2 separate regions of the Mus musculus genome follow, and region 2 is linked to region 1. Evidence: chromatin loops called from intact Hi-C (ENCODE). Cell type or tissue: heart. All regions are shown on one strand. Each heading gives the region's core, and the rest is flanking DNA. Links, peaks and the distances in the headings are about the cores only. Region 1 overlaps Rapgef5 (Rap guanine nucleotide exchange factor (GEF) 5). Region 2 has its middle 13 kb from the start of Gm31482.

Region 1 (11,932 bases), core at 1,323-9,322:
GTGGCCAGTGTAGCCCAGCTGAGCTAGAGCCTAGACAGTGTTCTACTGAAACAGATCTCCATCTACAATGAGTTCTCAAGGTAAAGCTCTGCTTGAAACAATGTAGAGCTAACGTTAATACTCGCAGAACACAGACAATGTCAAAATGGCCTGGTATGATACACTAGCCCAGTCCAGTTGCTAGCTTGGAGGGAAGACATTCGTATTTGTGCTATAAGTGTGTGCTATCCTCAGAGGTTGTGCTTGTCCACACGTCAGGACAGCCTGTTCTCCCTGGTTCTGTAGCTCTGGTCTCATACACCGGCCCTCAGACGTGTAAATCATTTTCTGAGTGAATCACCCTCAGTTGGGGGTGTTTCTATAAACCCCTGTTAAGTTTCTAGGGCTGAAATTTTACATGCTAGGTCAGATGCAATCTCTCTGAAAGCTCTACCAAGATTTTCCCATATGGTTCCTTCTAGCAGTGTTTCAAGCTCACTGGTCCCAAAACCAGGGAACAGCATAGCTCTCAGGAAATCAGGTGGCAACAGGCATAGCTCAGACCTTGGTAATGAGAATGGACCAGGTGGCAAAGAGAGTAGGAAGCAGATCTGTGTGGACACAGCTCCCCTCCCTGACCCCCACCCCCAACCAACTCCCAAGGCTGTGAACAGCATACCCATACTCAAGATTGCAAATGCACAGACAAAATACTCAGATGGGAACTTGCACACAGTGAAGGAACTAGTATCTAGATCATGGGAGAGCAGGCATTTTTTTTTTTTTTTAAACCACAAGCTCATTTGAAGATTCAGGGAGATCCTCAAACCAGTCCTTGAGAATTCCAAGAGGTCTTATTTGGTATATGAGGCCCAATTTATAAAAACAAAGAATAGGAAGGTAAAAGGCAAATTGCAGAAAGACTCTGGCTTTGCTTGGGAAGTAGACTACGGGGCTCTGACTCCCCAAGTAAGTAAGACTTTAGGCATCTCTGGATACTTTTCAATTACTGAGTCTAGCAGGCTAACTGTTAAGCTTCATATACTTGGCTTCACTCACCCTCCCTCATGGGTTGATGTTCTGCATCCTGTAGGCAGGGAACTTGGAGGAGTAATGTCAGACACCAAGACTCCATCAGATACCAGAATGCAGACACTGGAAATTCTGTCACCCCAGTAAACTAACACTGAGCGCTCACGATCCAGGTCCTGTGTTTTTCTGAAAACTGCACTCAGCAACAACAACAATATATGTAAAGACAGTTCATAGAAACTGAACAATGCCAAGCTCCTTATTGGATGAGAAACCCAGTCTACCTTGCTTACAGAAGTACATCAGTGGTACAGAAACTAGTTCATCTGCATATACATTGGCAAATGATTGTGGATGCAAAGAAGTGTGTGCCGCGCATTTCTTATTTGCACAGAAGGACATGCCCTCCAGGGTGATGTTAAGTTTATAGCAACAGAGGCCTCTCCTCTTTCTGGAACATCTGGAGTTGCCCTTGCTGTCCACAGTCTCTTAACAGCCAATTGGCAATAAGGTGAGCAGACAGCCAATCAGCAGTAAGGTGACCAGGCAGAGTGACAGTCCTTCTTGCTATATGAGCAATCACCTCCTAATGCTGGCACCTCATAAGCTGAAACTTGGACTGGAATGAAATCGTCATCATAAGGAAGACCCTGTTCCAAGGATGCTCTGACTCCTGTCTTCTCCCTGACAGCAGTGGGGGGAGCTCTCTCGCCTCTGGTGGCTGACATCACTTCCTGAACGTGCTTTGGCTGGCTTTCCTGCACTTGTCTCATGGTATGCTGATAAAACTCAGCAACCTCTTTTATTACAGGAAGCAACATGCTGAACGGAGGCCTTTGCTTGCTCTAAGAGTTGCAGATGCAGGGCAGATGCATTGGCACAGCTCAGGCTCGAGGCTCCAGCCTGTGAGAGAGCTCGAACAGGGCTTGCTGGCTGTCGATGACATACAGGTGGTTGACATAGGACTTCAGCTCTTGCTGCTCCTTTGGAGACACGTCACTTCCTATTTTTTCAGAGGGAAAATGGACAATGAGTGTCATAGGAGCAGAGGTGTTACTCTTAAATGCAGTAATGATGGTTTAGAGTACGTTAGCTCTAGAATGGCTCTCCCTTGTCTCAAGATAAACAACTGCAGCTCAGCTCATGCAGGCTGACTCATATTTACTGGAGAGACTATTCAGAAGCCACACTGTTATCCCTTTACAGATGAGGAAACTCCAAAGTCACATAAGTAAATGTCAGAGCCAGGATTCGAAACCAGGCTCCGATGGTTCCTGAGCCAAAGTTCCCATGCCCTGGTTTAATGTATTACATCAGCTTGAGATTGTGAGACATTAGCCTCTGAGCACAATAGCTTACTAAATCATTTACTCATCTGTTTATTTTTATTTTCGATCTAGTACACTTCTGTGTCCTAATTATTTAGAGGAAAAAGAAGGAACATATACCATAGAATAGATTCTTAGGAATGGGTGTAGAAAAAGCAGTTTCTCTAAGTATGCATGTGGGCTACAGTGTACCCAGGAGGATAAAGCAATCCAAGAAGATAAAAAGCCAAAGGCCATAAGAGACTACGGTCATGCCATGCTAGGGACAGCTTTCATAAGGACTGGGTTCACAGAGTCTTACAGGAAGCGGGCCCAGCGGCATTTCTGGGAAAAGCAGTTTCTCCCTCTTCTATGAAGAACATATTTAACAAGAAAAATAATTCAAGGGGCATCTGTCATAGCTAGCTTGTAACTCTTGGACTTCCTGGTCTCAGCAGTAAACACTGGAAGCTCAGAATTTTAACCATGACTGATAGACTATTGTTCTAGAATACTTTTCTGGAAGACATTATAAAAGTGCTTTTAGTTTGGTAAATACTAGCTGGCTATACAGATAAGTTTGTCATTAGCAAGCATTCGAAAGACATCATGATGAACAGTCCTGGCAATCGCAGCCGACCCTTGTGCAGCACTTCATAGGACATAACTGTTTTGAGTGACATTTTCTTCTTTTATCCCACACATTGACGTTGGCTAATGAGGCTCATCGAAAGAAATGGTTAAAAGCAAGGCAGATAATTTAGTTACAATCCAAGTTAAGAATATACACCGTGGACAGCTAAGTTTCTCTTTTGTTTTGGGCTGTGCAGTCTTTCCGGTGAGTGGTAGGTTCAAGCCAAGCCAGTAGGACCCTCCTCCCCATACTGGGAACAGACCATTGATGGATCAGAATGGTGGCTTTAGAATTAGCTGAATATCTGGTGATCTCTTTGGAAGCAAAGACTGATGAGAGAAATATGGCCAAATACTTGTCAATAACACATCTGAAGGATTCTTTGTGGCAACAGTATCACCCTTTCTATTATGACTGCATTGTACTTGAGGACTCAATGGAAATTTACATAAGATTTACCAAGTGGTATTAAATAAAATGAATATTTATATTATCAGGTTCTGTATTTTGTAATTCTCATTTTCTACTTTATAACACATATAGGAGGTTCAGCCCCTAATTGGATACTATAGATAGCTATGGGCAGAGCACTATCAAAAAAGCATTTAAAGAATGCATACCAAACAGTTAGGAGTACTTTCTTTGGTGGGAGAGGCTCTGATTCTCTATATACATTTTTTAGATGCAACAAAGATGTATTACTTAAGTTCTACTTAACACCAGGTTGCTCATCTTTGATTTGTAATCATTGAGCTTTATTTCTTTATTTTATTTCATGTGAGCCTAAGTGTATGTATGTCCTCTGTATGCACGGAGGAGCCTTCAGACATAAGACGGGGTGTCAAATCCCCTGGACGTGGAGGGCTGTGAGCTGTCACATGGTTGCTGAGAACTGAACCCTGGTTTTTACAAGTGTAGCAAGCACTCTTAACTTCCAAAGGAGATATCTCTCTAGCCCTCCCCCCTTCCCCCTCTCTCTTAATTACTATTTCTATGTATACAGTCAGCACAGGGCAAAGCAATGGACTAGGAAAGGGTGAGTAGCCTCTCTGAGCCTTGGTTCTGGGCTCAGCACGTACAGGATTAAGGATGCCTAGCTACTAGGACCAAGGCAGGACTTCAGTGGTTTGGGTGAAAGCTCCTGCAACTCAGTAAAGGGAATTTCCTCCCTTCCTGCAAATGCTAACTCCATTTAAAGGCAGGGTAGATACACCTGAGATTCAAAATGGGAAGAATATCCTTGTATATGTCTCAGAGAGGACTCTATAGAACTGCTAAGAAAAACATACTTTCTCAGCTGGCAGGCAGGACAGCTCAGCTGTAGATAGGACATTTGAGTTGAAGGGAAGGACACAATGGAAGGATATTTCAGGAACCTAAGGAACTGTATTCCTATCCAAACAAGAAAACTAGAAGCAGGGGCTAAACTCAGAAGTAAATCTGAGGGGCTGGGTAGTAGAAGTCGAAGTTTGGGTCCACCAAGTACTCCTTAAATGTTTACAGTCAACATCACTTCAAAGCCATTGCGCCCCAAGTCCAACTACTCACCAAACTGGTTAGTCCTGCAGTGTCTCAGGGTTCGGACAGTGTCTGCAATCATGTGCTGAAAGACAGAGGGGGAGCACAGAAACAGAAGGGTCACTTACTGATGCCACAGAACCTGCCTGGGATGGGTAATAGTCTAATCCCTCTGGGTATAAAGCAAAGAGCTCAACTTGGAGCTGGACATGACTTTAATTGATTGTATGCAGTGTGAATTATTCAAGACTATTGATTTTGTGACTGCAAGAAGAGTGCCTCCCGAATAGTCAAGGTATTCTGAGCCACAGGAGAGCATGCTATCTTTGGGGCCCCCAGTTTCCCATCCACATGTTGCCTGTGTTTCCTCTGCAGGTGAGGTGTTCCTAGAGTACAGCACACTCTGGGTTACTGTCATTTCTGGGACTTTTGCCTTCCTCCTAATCAGGCACCACGAGAGGGCTGTGCACACTCAGGGCACAGGCTCACATTTGTGCTACTGCCCCAGTTTCTACAGGGCAGGGATCAAACCCAGGGACTCTGGAGTGCTCAGCTGGCAACTCTACCAACTGAGCCACTTCCATGTCCTGAGTGGAGGCCGGATGGTTCTGTGGACTCGAGGGCTCCAACAACAGCAGGAAGTGAGGTATTCGCGAAAGCAGAGTGAATTCATCAGCATTTTACAAAGGCTGTTCTGTTTCTTTTTAATATTAATATTATTGTTATTGTTAGATATTTTCTTTATTTACATTTCAAATGTTATCCCATTTCCTGGTCCTCCCCCTCCCCCTGCTTCTATGAGGGTGTTCCACCACTCACCCACCCACTCTTGCCTCCCTGCCCTGGCATTCCCCTACACTGGGTCACTGAGCCTTCACAGGACCAAGGACTGTTCTGTTTCTAACTCACATTTCCTCACTGGCTTTAGTTTTCTAACTTTAGTTTCTTTCCTTTAGCTCCTCCTGATCTCCATACAAAGGTTATCTGAAATGTGCATCTTTGGGGTGGGGGGCGGGGAGACCATGCTTAGGTCTTATGCATATTAGACAAGGAAGTGTTCTACCACCCACCGAGCCACTACAGCCCCAGACCCTTTTCATTTTTAAAATTTCTATCGAGTGTCCCACCTGCTTGCCCAGGTTGGCCTAGAACTTGCGCTCTTCCTGCCTCAGCCTCCTGAGTAGCTGGGGTGACAGACCTACACGCTCAGACGTGGGTGCAGCAGGGTCCATACCTCTCACACTGTGTCCCTACAATCAGCCTTTAGCTCACTCTGCTCCATTTACTTCTCCATAATGGTTTTGGAAGAAACCAACCTCCACTCTGGACAGCTCCTCCTACACATCTGCCAGAAGGCGCCCTAAATGTCCTTGTCACAGTTGGTCCTATTCCCTTGGAGGAGGACAGAAACCCCTCACTTTGTTTCATATCAAACCCCGGATATCCCATTATTCGAGGATTAACATTCATTATCTGGTCCTCCGAGCACCATCATCATAGCCTGCCTGCACAGGCCAGACACTGAAGCATCCGCAGATGACAAACGGTCAGTAAATTATCACTAAAAGAATAACGCTAACGCTCAAATCTTCTCACTTACAGTCCAGCGGAAAGACAGAGGCAGTACGTGAATCGAGAGTCTGATTAAATTATCCTGCCTGCAGATGGGCTAATTCGACGCTTCTCCAGAGTAGAGGACTCAGCAGGGGTAATGATTACGGCAGCACTCCAGGCGGAATTTGCAAAGGAAATGGGACCTGACTCACGTCTGTGTGAACGATTGTTCCATTTCCTTCCCCAAATTCTACCCCAATTCCCAGGACAGATTTTTCCATTGTTACAGGCTCTGGCGTCACGCTGATTCCTATCCTGTGCCATTTGTACAGCTCCTGAAAGGCTGGAGCTGAGGTAAGGCTCAATGCTGTGCGCAGCACTGAAATCTGAGTCCTGATTCTCATCTCCGGGTTTTCTGACAGGGAGGGAGGCGGACTCGGTAAAAGATCCTGCTCATAATATTGGGGGATGAAAAGAAAGGGAGAGACCCCTTTGCTCCTTCAACATTTCATAGTTTGAGGTGGAAACATTTAGAGTTGCTGAGGCAGCAAGGAACTTAGCCCAGGGAACAATGCGAATCTTATTGCATTCAATGAGCACTTTGATCTGCATGTGGTCCTGATTTAATGCGCTGGCCTGTGTCAGCCAGATAAAGATAACACCCTGAGTTATCTGCTGACTGGCTTAAATTAACATCCACCATGAGGAATTGGCTCCTCATAAGCTAATTCACTTAGGTCCCATTGGTTCATTACTGTGAAAGATGATCCTGCTAGAGCTTCAGTGAAACCTCGTTCGTCCGTCCTCGGCTGAGTGACATTTTCTGAGAATACCGTCTCTGTGAGGACGTTCCAACGCCTGAGTGGAACACTGGCCCAAGTATGATATAAAATTGATTTTTGTCTTTCTGAAAAACCTAACTGCTTCTGTGTTTTCCGCATAGATAGGTCAACTCAAGGCGTGCTGCGCTTGGAATGCTGGTTGCTGTAAGGACCAGGCCACCATTACCACACCTTCATCTCTTTATTGGTATACCAGGGCTGGGAGAATGGTATGGTGCCTAAAAAGTTTGCCATGGTTGTGTGTCCCTGTAAGCTCAGCACTGGGGAGCAGGGACAGGAGGATGGCTGGGGATGGCTGACTGTCAGCTTAGATCCAGGTCCAGTGAGAGACCCTCTCTCAAGGGAATAATGTGGAAAACAAAAGAGCAAGGAACACGGACACATAGGCACACACGTACACACAGATACACACACATGCACACACAGACACATAGACATACACACATGTACACACAGATACACACACATAGACACACACATGCACACACAGACACATAGACATACACACATGTACACACACACACATAAACACATGCACACACACACATAGACATACACACATGTACACAAACACACAGATGAATACACACACATGAACAAACATACACACACATGCACACAATGATGTGCCACTGGTAGCTGTCTGGTGGTCAAGAAAGCTGCTAACTTTGTTTAAGGTAGTATCTTCTACTGTAGCCTAGGCTGTCCTGGAACTCACTATGTACCTCAGGCTGATCTTGAGCCTGTGGCAATCCTCCTGCCTCAGCTATCTGAGTGCTGGGATTAGAGACTCATGCTCAGCTTCTGGGCTTTTAAACTTTCTTACAGACAGTAGAGTCTGCATTTATACCTTATGTCAGTCCCTTCTGTTGGGCTCTGATGAATTGCTGGAGGAAAAAGTTAAGGACCACAGGCAACGATGTGGACAAGAGGGTGGAGAGTGCTTAAAGCTCCCTGTGACTCTCTCCATTTTAGCCTGGGTAGAATTCTTTCCATTCTTTCACTGGTGTGGCATTAGATGAGAAGAGACAGTAGCCAGGCCACTGTTTGCTTCAGGGTAAAGGCCTACTCCTCATCTGCTGGTAAAAGGCGATCGTTTATAAGGAGTACAGTTTCTGTCCTGTGTCCCCACTGCGTCAGAGGGGATCCATGCAAGCTGATACAGAATATCTCACATCCTCACACATGCCCTGAAAGGTCTTCTGGCGATATGAAACAGACTCATCAACAGGAGGCAGAGTAAATAGTGACCAAAAGGTTCCCTGTGATTGTTTATAGATGCCACACACTGGAGATGAACTTGCTCAGACTGACAACTCTAGTGATTGAGGCCTTTGGCTGCTAACAGGTATACTGGGATCCTTGGGGTATCACAGAGTAGTGCAATGCAAGATGACAGTGGCTCACATTCCCACCTCTGACCATGCTGGCTTCTCAATAGCATGGGAAACAACTGAGCTCTGATTCTGAGATACCCAGGGCAGAGAGAAATGTTTTAGGAACAAAACACTTCTGCATCTTGACTTCCTAGAATAACCAGTCATGAAGCCAACATCTTCAGGGTTGCTAAGGGCTGCTATAGAGAGCGGCTGGAGGATGTCTGTTTTGGGCTGGGCTCTGAGTTGTTGTGGGGGAGCTAGGTCTACTCTTCCTGTGGGTCTAAGCCCTTGTGTCCTGGAGGTCTTGTGACTGACTAGAACAGAGTTGTAAGTGCTAAGGTGTCAGACACCAGACACCATTTGGAGACTTCAGTCTGAGCTATTCTTCAAATAATTCCATACAGAATATGGTCAGGGGCCTCAGCCTCAAATGACCTTCTCTGAAGCCTGACTTGAGTCTCACAGGGAGCTTGGATGGCTCCCGAAAGAGTTCATATAGCCCATTATCATCATTGAAAAGGTCACTCAAAGGTCAGGTTCCTAGAGGGGAGTGCTGGCTGGGGTCACCTCTGACCACGATGTAACATTTCATCTGTGACACTAAAGGTCATCTGTCAGACAGGTGCCTTCATCTGGTCCCTGAGCTGTCTCTCTGGAGCACTGCTGTGGGGCACCCACTCGGTCCCACTCAGTTCTGTAGGCAGCTTCTTTTTGGCTCAAGGACAGAGCAGAAGGTCTGAGGAACCCACTGAGGACTGCGACTGTCCTAGAAGGGAGACTTGGGAGAAGCTGCTCAGGAATTCATATAATCAGCAGGGAGGTCCAGGATCAGAGATCAATAAGGAGGCAGCCTTTCCCTTCACTTGTAGAACCCACAAATCTCAGGTGCATATCTGAGCTTGGTGTACTAGGAGACAATAGGTCCACTGGGAGGAGTTTGTTGCTCACTGTCTCGAAGTGGTTTACATTGGGGCATCAAGAGATGCTTTTGAAGTAACCGAACTCTCACAAGTGGGGACTACTCCTGACATCAGCTTTTATGCCCGGTTCTGTGTTTACACAGTCACTGGTGCTAAGCTAATGAAATGCTATTTAAAAGAATCAGATTCTCAGAATCTTGCAAGCATCGTGATGGCACTGTTCCATATGCCCAAAGAGACCCTGGGAGTTACTCTGTGTACAACAGAGAGAGATACTCAGACCGTTTGCTTCCTAGAGCTGAAGAGACAAGCGTGTTTCCTTTACAGAGAGAAGAAGGGAAACATAATGAAATTTACATACCAGCTTTTCAAAATTGACGAGATTATCCAAGAATGTTTTATTTCCTTCATGAATAAACGTTACATCTGAAAGGTAAAAACAAGATAATGTACTATTAGGAAGACATCATGAAACAACAGCGTTGTTGTTGCAACCATGCAATTTATCATGTTTTTGCTTAAGCATTTTGAAACTATGCCACATATTTGACAAGGCAACTTGAAGCTAAAACTGTATAACATCTGATATAAAAATTAAGTGGGCAGAATAGACTTCCTTAAATATTTTGCACTTAAAGTTGGTTTTAGCCTACATGATTGAAGCTAATGCTAGTTTGTAACTTAACTGGTCCATTAGGTTTTTAGGTCAAAATACTGAGCAGAAAATAAATGAATATTCATAAGCAACAGGGACTTAATATTTGTTATATTTGCTTTTTAAAAAATCCGCGCCAGCTAATACAAATGGGACTTGCTTTCGTCAAAACAGTTAAGATTCAGATTTTCAAGTTTACATTAAAAACATGAAAAAATGAAAAAGTCTGTGTATCAGAAGTAAGGAAAAGGGCAGGATGTTGGCCCCATTTAACTGGTGGACTGTTGTGGATAGCCTGGGGCTAGTTATATTTGAAGTTAATTCTCTTCTCTGGTGAGTGGCTGCAAACAAAGAGTCAGCACTCAGGTGATTTCCTGTAAACCTGCTTCCCACCTTAATTTATAAAATAAAGGAGAGCTGATGATTGGGTAGATAAAAGAGAAGGTAGGAGAGAGAAGTAGGAGGAAATGGAAGAGGGAGAGGACTCAGAGGAAGAAGGAAGAAGGAAGAAGAAGCAGAAGAAGCAGAAGCAGAAGAAGCAGAAGAAGCAGAAGAAGCAGAAGCAGAAGAAGCAGAAGAAGCAGAAGAAGCAGAAGAAGCAGAAGCAGAAGCAGAAGCAGAAGCAGAAGCAGAAGCAGAAGCAGAAGCAGAAGAAGAAGAAGAAGAAGAAGAAGAAGAAGAAGAAGAAGAAGAAGAAGAAGAAGAAGAAGAAGAAGCAGCAGCAGCAGCAGCAGCAGACCTGGGGAAACTGCAAGTTCTAAGGGGGTCTCATAGATGTGGAAGATGGTAGTGTAGCAGCAGATCTGCCCGATCTAGGTGCACAGCATGTAATTATATTAATTGTGTTGTGTTTTCATTGCTGGGGCATAATTAGGTTGGAGAGATTTACTGCAACAGTGGACAGACAGCATCGCTGATGTGCTAGAACAGGAAAAAGTGAAAGTTAACTTTGGTTTGAGACTCACTAGATTTAAAGTAACTAAGGAACTGGGGTCCAGTTCAGTGGCTGAGCCTGAGTTCAGTGTTGAGGGCCTGAGTCTTACCCACTATTACCCACAGCCCACAGAAGTGGCTGAAGACGCTGAGAAGAAACTCCTTTTGTAGGAAAGAGCTCAGAGTTAAAGATTGGGGATGAGACACACTATGCAGCATCTAAGGCTCTGAGAACTCCTGGCATACAAAAATGGACGAGACAGTATACAATGGAACCTCAGCACTGATCACACAGACAAGGATCACAGTGCAAACCATTCAGCGTAAGGGACATGTAAATATCCCTGCTGTTACCAACAACAGACCAAACCCACCAGAAACAGAAGCGCAGATTTAGTCAAAGCTGCTTAGACAAGTGCTGAGGAAACCTGCCTACAAAACTCTGGGCTTGTGCCCCCACAGCCTTCGAAAAGGCCACATGCCCTGTGATACACTGCCGCCAAGGTGTGCCGTGCATACAGTATGGCTTGATGTAGTGACATGAGCTTTTTGTCCTTTAGGTAGAGTTCTGTAAACTGCCACTTACGGGATTGTAATTATACAATTAATTACACAATCTCTTACTATCGTTCATGGTTTTGAATTAAAAACCTCATTGCAAGATTTCAAAAATGAGTAGTCGGCACAGTTAGCTTTTACACTTTGTACACAGCAAGCTAAACTCTGCACTCCCTTGGCTACCATTAATAAAGCCTAGAAGCTTGGCCTCACAGAGAACTTCAAATCACAGGCTCCTTTTAGCAGCTGGTATGTCCTCTCTTCTGTGCTCCCAAGTATGGTGATGTCCAGTGACAGTATTTTCAGGCATATCTTCAAGTGTTTTACCTGAATCTATCCATTTTGTCCTCACAAAGGCTTTCTAAGGTGGCTACAGAGAAACTAGGGCTCAAGAGACAGTCACAGCTAAGCCATACTTATGCTGTTGTGACGGCGTAGGAATCAGTTGCAGGGAGGGTGGATCCTTCAGACATGGACCTCAGGCTATGAAAACCCTTAGGTCTCTTGCTTCCAGTTAGAGTCGGCCTGCTTAGCTTCTGCCACACATGGTGCCCCTGCAACTTGTAACTGTTCCCCACATTCTTTCCTGCATGTCTTCCTACTTGCTTCAATCTCTCCCCT
Region 2 (11,932 bases), core at 2,739-10,738, 300 kb after region 1:
TGCTCTCAAAAAAAAATACAAGGACAGGTGGAGCCAATTCAATTTTAAGGAAGAGAGATTTGTATGGGAAGCAGGGCATACATCACAAGAATTTGGGGCTACTGCACAAAATTCCTTCTGGGTAGAAAAGATTGCAGAGCATACAGAGAATTAGGGAGAATCTGCTAGAAGAAGTGAAGAGAAAGACTGAGGGCTGAGGAGAAATTCCATTCCAAAACATTACTCCCTCCTACCTCTTCAGGAAAGAGTTAGCCCTCAGGACTGGTTGAGCTGGTTGTCAACCAAGATTAATTGGAGAAGAGAAGCCATTGGGTTTTGTCATGATAAATGTGTTTGTCTACAGTGTGTGATAGAGAGGCAACCAGCAGGGATGGTCACCACCTTTGGCTAAATTCTTTCTCTTCTCACCAACTGTGCCACGGAACCTTACAGGGTGGGCATTGGAGCACACATCCATCTACATGCCCTGTCCTGGCAGCTGGGGAAGGATGTGTGGATCCACACAGCAGCTCACAGCTGGCATTTGTCTCACAGCAGCTGTTCAAACCACGGAAGAAGAAGCAGGAGGGTCGTCCTCCACCAGAACAAAAGGCCAAGGAGGCAGATATTTTTATCAAAGGGATTCGGCTTCCTGAATGATCTCATTCCAAAGATCTGCAGAATTCAGATAACCACTCCAGAGGTCTGGCAGACAGCCTGCCACGAAGAGGAAAGGAGGGAAGGGACGACGGGAAGCTGCCTTTCCACAAGTCTGCATCTTCCTTAGGCCGAGGGACAGGACACCTGCAGCCAGAGGAAGTTTTGATGTCCCAGGCAGGTTCCTGCCAATTGCATACAAAAGTCAAGGGCCGGTCTCATCCCCTCCAAAGCCAGGTCCACCTATCCCACATGGACCCCATGAGGGCTTTCCCTCTGTGTCCTCACCAAAGCTCTCCACATTCCCAGTCAGAGGGATGTATAGGCCATCCATAAGCTTTTGCTTCCTCCCTGTTTTGAGGAAGTGTAGTATCCAGGATAGTAAGGATGAGCAACAAGTATTGGTAGATCTCAGAATATGATTATAATATAAATGGGGGAGCAATAAAGAAATTAAAGGAGGCGTCTATGGATTTTTGCAGTTTGAGGCCCTCTCTAAATTAGACAAAGTTCCAAGCCTCAGAATTCCCTCTCCTGGAAGAGCCTACAGGCACGTTAGACATCACAGAAACTAAGGAAAAATGCTCCTTTGGTTAAGTGTTGTGAGGAAAGTTTGACCTTGCAAATCTTGCTAATACTACAGTGAATAATAAGTCAGTTGAGAGAAAAAGACATCTCTCAAAAATTTCATTATAGATTTTGGTAATTGATTTAATATCTGCTGTCCAACAGGATTTTGAGCAATAATGGAAAATTCAGTCTGGGGGCCTGGTTCTGTGGGTGAGGAATTCACTTTTAAATATTTCTACTTTCAGTTCACCAGAGACTGACAGTTTCAGGCTTCTCATGTAGATGTGGCCGGATCTCCCAACACTGGGAATTTAATCAACTAAGGTTAAGACTGTAATATACCCGTGGGAATGGCCAATCAGTCTTAAAGAAAGAACTCCTACCTGCCCACTGGACCCATTCAGCCCTGAATGTCTGTAAGAAAATGAGGCTCTTACATGCAGCAGGAGGAGAGACAGGAAGTGCAGCTATATTGTAAGAAGAAGCAGCTATAAACCAGGAGCAGCAAGCCATTGAAAAACAGTGAGTGAGGGGATAGAGAGGGGGGAGAGAGTGAGTGCGGGGAATAGAGGGGGGAGAGTTAGTGAGGGGATGGGGGCCCACTAGCTAAGGAAGCAGCTGAATATCAAAAGGGAACATTAAAGCAGTTTCAAAGTTAATTCCTAATTTTAAACATTTGAGAAAAGAGAAAATCTATTAAGTCCAATCCAAAATCTATCACCTTTCCACCCATAAATCTTTCCCAAACTGTTTCACAAATGCTCAGCACCGAGCAGCAGTTCTAAACCTGTGGATCACAGCCCCTTTGGCAAAGCTCTATTTCCAAAAAATATCCCCATTAAGATTCGCAACAGTAGCAGAATTACAGTTATGAAGTAGCAATGAAGTTAATCTTATGGTTGGGGGTCACCACAACATGAGGGACTGTATTAAAGGGTCACAGCATTAGGAAGGTTGGGAACCACCGAATTAGACGACATCAAGCAATTCGGAACGATATTGTTCTGTGATGAAGCTTAAGGCTTTACTTTATGGCCCAGAGGCACCATGCAAGACAATGAAAACCTTGTGGGAGACAACAAGCAGTCAAACAGTCAAATTACATGCCCTAGCCACACAGAAAAGCTATGCGGGGCAAAGGGCAGGGAAATGAGGCTATGTAGGCTGCACTCACCAGGGAGGCTTCAGTGGGGAACCAGGTATTCTGTAATCCTCAGGGCAGATTAGCCTGGCCTCTAGCCATGTCTAGCAGCATCCTTCATCCACTGTTTCAAAGAGGATTAAATCACCTGTACAAAAGACTTATGTGTCTGCTGTGAGCATTATTTTTTCATTGTTTATTGGTTATTTTATTTATTTACGTTTCAAATATTGTCCCCCTTCCCAGTTTCCCCTCCACACACCCTCTATCCCCTCCCCTCTCCCCCTGCTTCTATGAGAGTGCTCCCCCACCCATCCATCCAGTCCTGCCTCACACAGGACCAAGGGGTTCCCCTCCTGATAAGGCCATCCTCTGCTACATATCCAGCTGGAGCCATGTGTACCCTTTGATTGGTGGTTTAGTCCCTGGGAGCTCTGGGGGGAAGGGAGGGTTCTGGTTGGTTGATATTGTTGTTCTTCCTATGGGATTGCAAACCCCTTCAGCTCCTTCAGTCTTTGCCCTGAGTTCTCCATTGGGATCCCTTAATACTTTCATATTTTTTTAAAAAGTGACTTTATTGGGGTGTAATGGTATACAAAATGTGATGCGTGTTTAGTACATGCAGCTTGGTGAGTTTAGAGGTGACTATGCATCTGTGGGGGCTTCGCCGGAATCTATGCCACAGATACACTCATTACCCCCAGAAGGCTTCTCCCCCTCATTTTCTGCATGTGAAAAACAGCTAGAGTGAGCTGCTTTTTAGAATCTTGTAAGTCATGCAGTAGATGTCTGGGGCTTGTTCAAGGGCTGGCATGAGGAAAGACTGTTAATATCTTTAGCCAATACCTCCTCATTCCCTCTCTCCCAGCCTCTGGCAACTGGCACTGAATTCTCTGTTCCCGGGTGTGACTGTTTTAGATTCTTCAAATCTGTGAGAACATACGGTATTTGTCTTTCTGTGACTGGCTTATCTCACTCAGCATAACGTCCTCTAGGTTCACCCGTGTTGTCGTGGACTGCAGGACTGCCTTCTTTTGTAGGGAGCTATAGAAGTGTACTCTATGTACATAGTGTGTTCTCCATGCCTATGTATGCGTTGATGGGCATTCTGCATCCTGGCTATCATACAACATACTGTAACATGGAAGCACAGACATCTCTTGGACATACTGAGTTCTAGTGTATTATATATACACTTAGAAGTGGACTTGCTAGATTGATCATATGATAGTTCTATTTATAATTTGGAGAAAAATACGTACTCTTTTCCATAATTGCTGTACTAATCCACGTACCTGCCACCAACATAGTTCAAAGGCTGCTCTTTTCTACACCCCTAACTTACGCTTCTCTGATAATATTTATTGTGATTATTTGGAGGCCTTAGCTCTGTCTGCTGCATTTCCCTATCTGGAGGCACTGAGCTCCTTCTCATAAACCTATTAGTTACTGTCGGTCTTTTTTTTGGGAAAAAAATACCTATTTTGTTCCTTTGACTATCTAAAAATGAGATCATGTATTTTCTTGATATTAATTGTAGGTATAATTTTCACTACAGGTTTTGGATACCAAGCCCTTATCAGACACATGGTTTGCAAATATTTCACACCATCATGTAAGTGGCTTTTCATTTTGTTCATTACTTACTTTGCTGGATAGCACTTTTGATTTCATCTAGCAATCTTTAGCCAATTGTGCACTTCTGTGTGTGTGTGTATTTGTATGCATACATGAATCTGTGTGTAGGTGTGTGTGCTGGGGCATGGGTATGTGTATGTAAGTAGAGGTCAGAAGTCAAAACTGGGTGTCCCCCCTTATTCACTCTCCACAGTTTTTTTTTATTTTGTTTTTGTATTTGTATTTGTTTTGTTTTTTTGAGGCTGAGTCTCTCACTGAACTGGAGGTTACCATTTTGGCTAGACTTGCTAGGCAGCAAACCTCAGTGGCCCTGATCTTCCTATTTCTACCTCCTCACGTGCTGGTGTTACAAGTACATGCTGTCATACCGTAGGCTTTTATGTGCTGGGACTGAATTCAGTTCCTTATAACGGCATAGCAAGCACTTTACTGATGGAACCATCTTCCTTACTTATCTTTTAAGAATCTGCACAGGGATTTCCTATCCTAAGAAACCTCCACGCAACCTTCTTCCCTTGCTGTTGGACACTCTTCCTGAGAAATAAATGGCATACTTACTTCTCTCAGCCAGTAAGACCATGTACCCTGCTCCTCCAAATTTATGGTTAGCACCTTTTATTTTTATATAGGATAATGTTAGTGATGTGTGCAGCAAAATGAGTAGGTTTGTCCACTTTGTACTCTTTGCTTCTACTGTGGTCTGCTTTGCAATCTAAAGGCCCATGGAATGGAAGGTTTCAACTGAACATGCACTTGATTCTAAGAGATGCCCAGCAATAACTAGCCTCTTCCTAAGCTTCTGTGGAGGAAAACTGGAATATATGGTGGATATCCTTATCGTGCTGCTAACTGAGCCTCTAACCCCTCCTGAGAGTGGCAAGAGGCAGACTCCATGCCATCACTTCTGCTGTTGAACTTGATTTGACAGCCAATTGTGTTTTGGCAAGTGTAGTGGCCTTAAAGATGTGCAAGGCCACCAAGGCACAGTAGCTAACATAATCTGAAATAAGTCAGTGGTGAGGGATGGTGACAGACTGGTCAGCCCTGCTCAGCTCGAGAAATGAGTAACCTGGATGCCCCGGTGTAGCCTTTCATTTAAAATGTGACACTGCTTATCATACTACCTGGTACCTTTCTTTAGCAAGAAATATTCCGGCAGAACTGAATAAAACAAAACATTCATATTATGAATGAACAGGGGCTGGAGAGATCGCTCAATGGTTAAGAGCAATGGTGGTTCTTCCAAGGGACACAGGTCCAATCCCAACACCCACATGATAGCTCACACCTATGTGTAACTCCAGTTCTAGGGGGATCTTATGCCCTCTTCTAGCTTCCAAAACCATGGAGCATACAAGTAAGTGGTACATGGGCACACATGTCTTCAAAACATCCGTATGTGTAAAATAAGATAAAGTGGGAAAAAATACTGTTTAAGTACTGGGTTTCTACATATCAAGAAAGTTGAATACACAGCTTATACAACTATTTACAATTCACCATAGAGGGACCTGGTTACATCAGTGGGCACATGGCAACCAGGTACACTTCTTAAGACATGTCAACCGCTACAAAATAAATAAATAAATAATTTTAAGAAGATGGTATCTCAAAGAATTTTACAAGAGCAGCTGCTGAAGGTGAGTTTACACACCACACTGTACCTGACTTCTCAGTTGAGTCAGAAATCAGTTCTTCTAATTAATAACATTCATTTTGAATTCCGATCTTTACATACACAAAATGAAGGATAGAGTTTTGCATGTGTTGCCTATACTAGCAAAAGAAGGGCTGCCAAAGAGATGCAAGAACTTTTTTTATATTAGAGTCCTGTTCTAGTTTGTTTTCTGTTGCTGGGATAAGACTATTGGCTGAAATGAACTTGTGAAAGTCAGGGCTTCTAATAGGTTATCCATCTGCTCCTATGCCTTCTACTCCCCTCTCACAGTCCCTCACAGAGGGACTTGGAAACAGGCCTGAAGCAGAGACCAAAAGGGAACACTGCTTACTGGCTTGATCTCTGTGGCTTGCTCAGTTTTCAGGGTTTTGTTTTTGTTTTTGTTTGTTTGTTTTGTTTTTCGAGACAGGGTTTCCCTGGGTAGCCCTGGCTGTCCTGGAACTTACTCTGTAGACCAGGCTGACCTCCAACTCAGAAATCCATCTGCCTCTGCCTCCAAGTGCTGGGATTAAAGGCATGTGCCAGCACTGCCTGACCAGTTTGTTTTCTTAAGCATTCTGGGACCACCTGTTCTGGGCAATGTTCTGGGCCGTCCTACGCCAACTATTAATCAAAAAGATGACCCACAGACTTGCCTTCAGGCCAGCCCAGTGAAAGCTGTTCCTTCGCTGGCAGCTCCTCTTGCAAGGTGACTACTTTGTGCTGAACTGACAAAAATTTAAGCATCATGAATCCTCAGATATTTGAAATAGAAAATGGAGTAGTTACATTGACGTTTGAAGTTTTTCCATATGATTCATGCTATCAAAATAATACTGGGTGGAATTGATCCCAAAACAATGACCTGATGCTTCTCAGAATGTAATCCTAAATTCAGAACCAAAGATCAAAGCAGATGATAACATGCGCTTTTTGGTAATAATAGAAGCACCAATGGTGAGGGAAGCTCAGATTTGTGGGAAAACAGAGTTCTTGCTAAATTAAGGAAGCTACGGGGCATACTTGGAAATGCTTGTAGAACACAGAATTTTTAACTGTGCCCAAACCACCGTGATATGCTACTCAAGGAAATAGTGACTGCCATTGTAGGAAAAAATTACAAATATGTCTAGATAAAAACAAAATAATTTAAGCACAAAATTCTCATGTCAGATTTTATATTAATTACACAATGGCTTGCCTTGAAACAAAATCAGTCATCAAAAAAGCAGGAATAGTCCTTCTACACACATACACACTAACATATCCTATAATACACTCAAATTATGTTGGAATAGTCCCTTCAGAATTACTTGCATTTTGGTGAAAATTAGTTGGAATATCTTAATTAATCAAAAGACAGAATACAAAAGACTTCAGACTGAATAAGTTTTTTTTTAACGAATTACAATTATAAAAAGCATACAGAAAACAAACTAAAATCACCTCTATCAATTCAATGGGAGAGATAGATGAATTTAACCGTGGGTACTGTAATGCCTTGATTTCCAGAAAGAATTTGGTGAGGGCCCTCTGTTTTAATTGAGTTGCTTTATATTCTGTGCTGAAAGGTAAGTATCATTGAAAGGGCCTGAAATCTCACACTGGACTTCAGGGAAGCATACACATGATAAATGGAAATCATTTGACAAGTTGTACCTCATAAAATGTGTATTGAATAAAGAGGCTCTGCTTGGAAACAAAAGACATGCCCTACAAAAATTTTTGGCAGAAGTTAGTGGCATGCTTCAATGTGAAAACATGAGAAATAAGAAAAGCCTTCAGGGCTCAGAACATAACAGCAGGATGACTGTTGTCGTCGCAGATCAGGGTTTAGTTTCCAACACCCCACAACCACTAATAACTCCAGGTCTAGTGGATCTGGCGCCCTCTTTTGGCCTCCATTGGCATTGCATGTAAGAGATTTACATACAGGTTCACATGCACAGAAATAATTTTTAAAAAATTAAAGCCTTTAGTCAGCCTTACTTACTCAGCGCTTATTAAACAATTCAGCACATGAAGAGAGAGTATGTCCTCAATTAAAAATATGTTGGCTCATAGAAAAGGATCAGTTTCAAATGTATTAATCGTAGAATGTGAATCCTGTAAATAGTTTTATGATACGGCAAGACAATGTAGAGTTTCCTCCAACTCATATTATTGTTGAAGCCATTTTAGGATTAACTAGAACTTGTTCTCCTTGATGGAGAATTCCGTGGAAAATTGCCCAACTATTCTATTCTAGGACCCCAAGATCAAGATGCCTCAGATAATTATCCTGGCTTCTGTTAAACTACCTGTTCCTGCAAACCTCCCCTTCCAGCTAACTGTTTATCTTAGCTTCTGTTAAGCTGCTCACTTGGGCAAAGCCACCCCCTGTAGCTGCAAGATAACAGGATGTGTGTTTTGGGGGTCCTGAATACCTAAGTAGTAGTCCCAGCCCACAGGAATAAGGACTTTCAATCGGCTAAGACTATTTCTGAGTGGTCTTCTCTGGTGAGCTCCCCGTAACACTCTTACTAGTTTTGTTATGCTCTAATTTATCCGGCCACAGCCCACCAGCTTAGCCACAGCCCACCAGCTTAGCCACAGCCCACCAGTTTAGCCACAGCCCATGAGCTTGTGCCACCATTGTTCATACTCTTTTCTCACAGCCTGAATTTTTCCTGAGAGCAGGATCTGCTATTCCTGATTTATGTGCAATTACTGTATGTGCAGGGCATTGCTTAACTATTGCAGTTCTATTAACTTCTAAATACCTCATTTCCTGGTAAGAAAAATGAGATGGGGAAGACCTGTGTGATTCAAGACAGTCCTGTGTTCTAGACTGCCTTAACCTTAGATGTGAGGCCAAGGAGCCTGACTTCAGAATTCTGTGTTCCTGACCCTCATCCTCAGGCGACTTTTCCTGGGTAAATGTCCTCAATTATGTTTTTTGAATGAATAAATAAAGATGAAGGGGTGAACAAACAGAAAGAAAGTAATAGTGCCAAGTCCAACCATGCGGGTGGAAAGGTGGCAGCAGAGAAAGTTGCTCCCAAACCCTTCTTTCCTGCCCCAGAGGTGATAGACTCTGAGTTGGAACCAGGATTTCCTAGGGACAAGTGACCTAAGCAAGCAGGCTTGTTTACACAGCACACAGCTGCCAATTCAAGGAGGCAAGAAAACAAAGGTGCTTTCCACACCCTGCTGATAAGGAGGCTTCCCTGGGGCTGTTTACTCTCTCAGAGGATAGGATGCTGCCCCTGCAGAGGCCTGGATGCTAACAGAAGGCCCTGCAGTTCAGGGAGGTGGCTAGGGCAGCAGCCTGGAGGCTCCCACCCAGTAACTACAGTGGGAGTAGAGGGCTGTAGTGCCTGAGGTCAACTGTACCTAGTGCTAGGTCTCAGGAGCTGGGGACAAATGACTGAGATTTCTATTAACATACCAAACACGATGGCCAGCTCTTCCAGCATGTCTCACTACCTGTAGCCCCTCCAAGCTCTTCCAATATAACACAGTACTTGTGGCCCCTCTCAACTCTCCCAGCATCCCTCAGTACCTGTAGTCCCTCCCAGCGAAGGCCTGTTTTGTACACTATAAAGTTTACCCTTGCGTTATTCAAATGCTGATTTCTCTGCCATCATATCTAGTTTCAATCCAGACTTGGCACTGTAATGCTTATATCAAGAATCTCCTGTCTCTCTATCAACCAACCAGACCTCCTAGAGCTCTCAGAGACTAAGCCATCAACCCAAGAGTACACATGGTTCCAGCTGCATATGTAGCAGAGGATGCCCTTGTCAGGCATCAATGGGAGGAAAGGTCCTTGATCCTATGAAGGCTCGAAAGATGCCCCAGTATAAGGGAATGATGACAGGGGGGTGGGAGTGGGTGGGTAGGTGGAAGGGAGGATGGGATGGGGGTTTCCAGGAGGGAGGAAACTGGGGAAGGGGATAACCTTTGAAATGTAAATAAAGAAAATATCCAATTTAAAAAAAAAGGCACACACACACAAAAAGAATCTCCTGTCTCAAGTTTGTATAAACTGTTCTTACCACTTATTCTTTTCCTCATCAATAAATGCTGACCACCCAATGGGTGGGCAGAAGAGAGAATAGAGTGGGATGTTCCACTAGCAAGAGGAAGGAAAGAGGGAGATTCAGATGGGTGAGAAAGATGGAGGAATTGGAGCCATGAAGAAGGGGTGAAAAGGTCAGCTCAAGAACTTTGGGAAGGTCATGAAACACTCACCCATCCAGAAGGGAGGGGCTACTTAGCATTTCTCAGACCACAGGTTGGGCCCTGGTAAGCTAAGGCTCCCCGGAGTCTTACAGGGGTCCAAGAGAAGCAAATCAATAATAATATACAGGTATTGTGGGAAGGGGCTGGGAGGTAGCCAGATTGGTAGACATTTAAGGCACATCATTTGACTGCTCAGATAATACGGTAAATAAAATTTATTTATTTTAAATAAATCTTGTTTCCCCTGGGACGTTACTGGGGATTAGCATGAGGTGAATAAATACAGCCCCCAGATTAATTCACCATTTACATTTATAATAAGAATAATTTATTTACATTCAAGCTTTCCCAGTATCTTTGGTACTTGTGGCTCCTCCCAACACTTCTCACCCCACTTCCTACCCTAAACCTCTCCCTCCCAGGGCCTGGGCTTCTGTTTCCCTTGCCCCAGCCTGATACCTACATAACTCAACTATTTTGGCCTGGGCCGGGCCACCTCTTACTGAGGTCCAGGTCCACTCTCTTTCTCTCCCTTTCTGCCTTTCTTCTCGTCGTCTGGTTTGGTCCCTTGGCCGTGTTCAGCCTGGACTCTTCTTCCCTCTGCCTGCTTTCTCCCTTTTATCTACAATAAATATCCCCATACTTTAGGAGTAGTCACATCCTCCTTTTACTCGTGATTTCATTCACCTATCTCATTCTCCGCACTGTGAGTCATGGCTGGGCAGGGCCCAGTGAAAACTGGCAATTAATGTCTTTGCTGATCTGGTTCTACCGTTACCCTACCTGTGTGCCCTTATTGTGCCTACTTTGGCACGGGGAGAAAAGGAGAGGGGGGGGGGTAAAATGAAATATGCAATCTCTTCTATTTTTAGGGAGGTGTCTTTGGGAATCACACCCACCCATCCTGAGGAAGCCCACAGACAAAATGTCCCATCAGCCTGGAGGCTGCCTTAGCAGACCGTGGCAACAGGAGACACAAGGACCCCAGGCAGAACAATAGGGTGGATTGTGCCTCTCACGGGAATTTTACTTCTGACTCTGAATAACAAGTTTTGATCTCAGGCTTGCTGCCAGCTAGCAAGCGAAACCCTTCCAAACGTAGGTTTCCCCCTGGAGACTTAAGAGTTTCACCTAGGAACTTGGTGTGGATGAGCTATGCTATGCACACAGTACGGCCATGTAAAAACGGTCAGGAAACTCACGGTCCTGAGCTATTAGACGAGAGCTGGGACATGACGACAGCTCCCACTAAGCCAGCAATTGTACAGCCTGCCCTGTAAGGTGTGCGTTTCCTGCGGGTTGGATGGGATCACGGTACAAGGGAGCCACAATGACGACTGTACTGGTCGAGCTTGAGACCCATGATCCAAAGCAGAGAGGAGAAAGGGGCCCTTGTTTCTGCTGCACAGGTTCATCTCAGACGCCTGGATGGTGGGGCTAACTAGTTTGAGAATATCTGGTCAGGGCTGAAGGAGTTTCTAAATCTTTCCATATTGTTTTCAAGTGCAGCAGCACAGGTTCTCTTGGGAAAACAGCAGAGTTGAGCCATACAAGGACAAAGACTCTTGTCTGCAAGATCGCATCGAACCCCATTGTGCTTTCAGGTCAGGCCACTGATATCTGAACTCTTCAAGCTGTGTCAACCCCTCTCTCATCTCGTCTCCTGGTGCCGTGTGAGGTGCTTGAAGGAGCCAGCGGCAAAGGAAACTATAAATGCCCTTCCTTGTCCCCTCCAGCTGGCGTCCCTCAGAGTCCGCTGCTCAGGCGCAAAGAGGGAAGCACCTGCATCTTTCTGGGCACCTCCCAGCATGAGGCTGGCTTCCGGCCCTCAGCCTTTGAACGTTGCTTTGTGTGACCTCTCCACCTCTGTGGAAGCTGAAGTGCTCCAGCCTCCCTGCTGCAAGTGCAGGGCACCAGTTTCAGCCTGTAGCTCCCCCCCCCCCCCCAACTCCCGATTCCTAGGGCCAAGGAACCAAAGCAGCAGAGGGTAAAAGAGGGAGGGGTACAGAGGAAGGGGCGTGGCTTTCGGGAAATGGCGTCACTCTCCTGATTTCACTCTGTTG

Evidence for each region. A loop is a pair of places that touch in the nucleus more often than their neighbours do. Peaks named below come from ENCODE experiments on the same cell type or tissue, not always from the same donor. Only the 100,000 strongest peaks of a DNase experiment are listed, where the experiment ranks them.
Region 2: a loop joins it to region 1, with 2.1 times the contacts of the local background. A loop is called at or near these places in 2 of 42 quality-filtered maps.

Annotation. Positions count from the first base shown.
Region 1 is chr12:117,746,045-117,757,976 of GRCm38, reverse strand. Rapgef5 (Rap guanine nucleotide exchange factor (GEF) 5) reads right to left here. Exons shown (of 26, transcript NM_001373989.1): 24 at 9,527-9,591; 25 at 4,501-4,555; 26 at 1-2,014. The coding sequence ends at 1,896. Among named protein-coding and RNA genes, the nearest start is that of Cdca7l, 92 kb to the left of the region's middle. In heart, for the core only: a CTCF peak has its summit at 1,700; DNase peaks (open chromatin) are centred at 1,786 and 6,296; H3K4me3 peaks cover 608 bases; H3K27ac peaks cover 2,937 bases.
Region 2 is chr12:117,447,241-117,459,172 of GRCm38, reverse strand. No RefSeq gene overlaps it. Among named protein-coding and RNA genes, the nearest start is that of Gm31482, 13 kb to the left of the region's middle. In heart, for the core only: a CTCF peak has its summit at 7,538 (motif pointing left); a DNase peak (open chromatin) is centred at 8,792.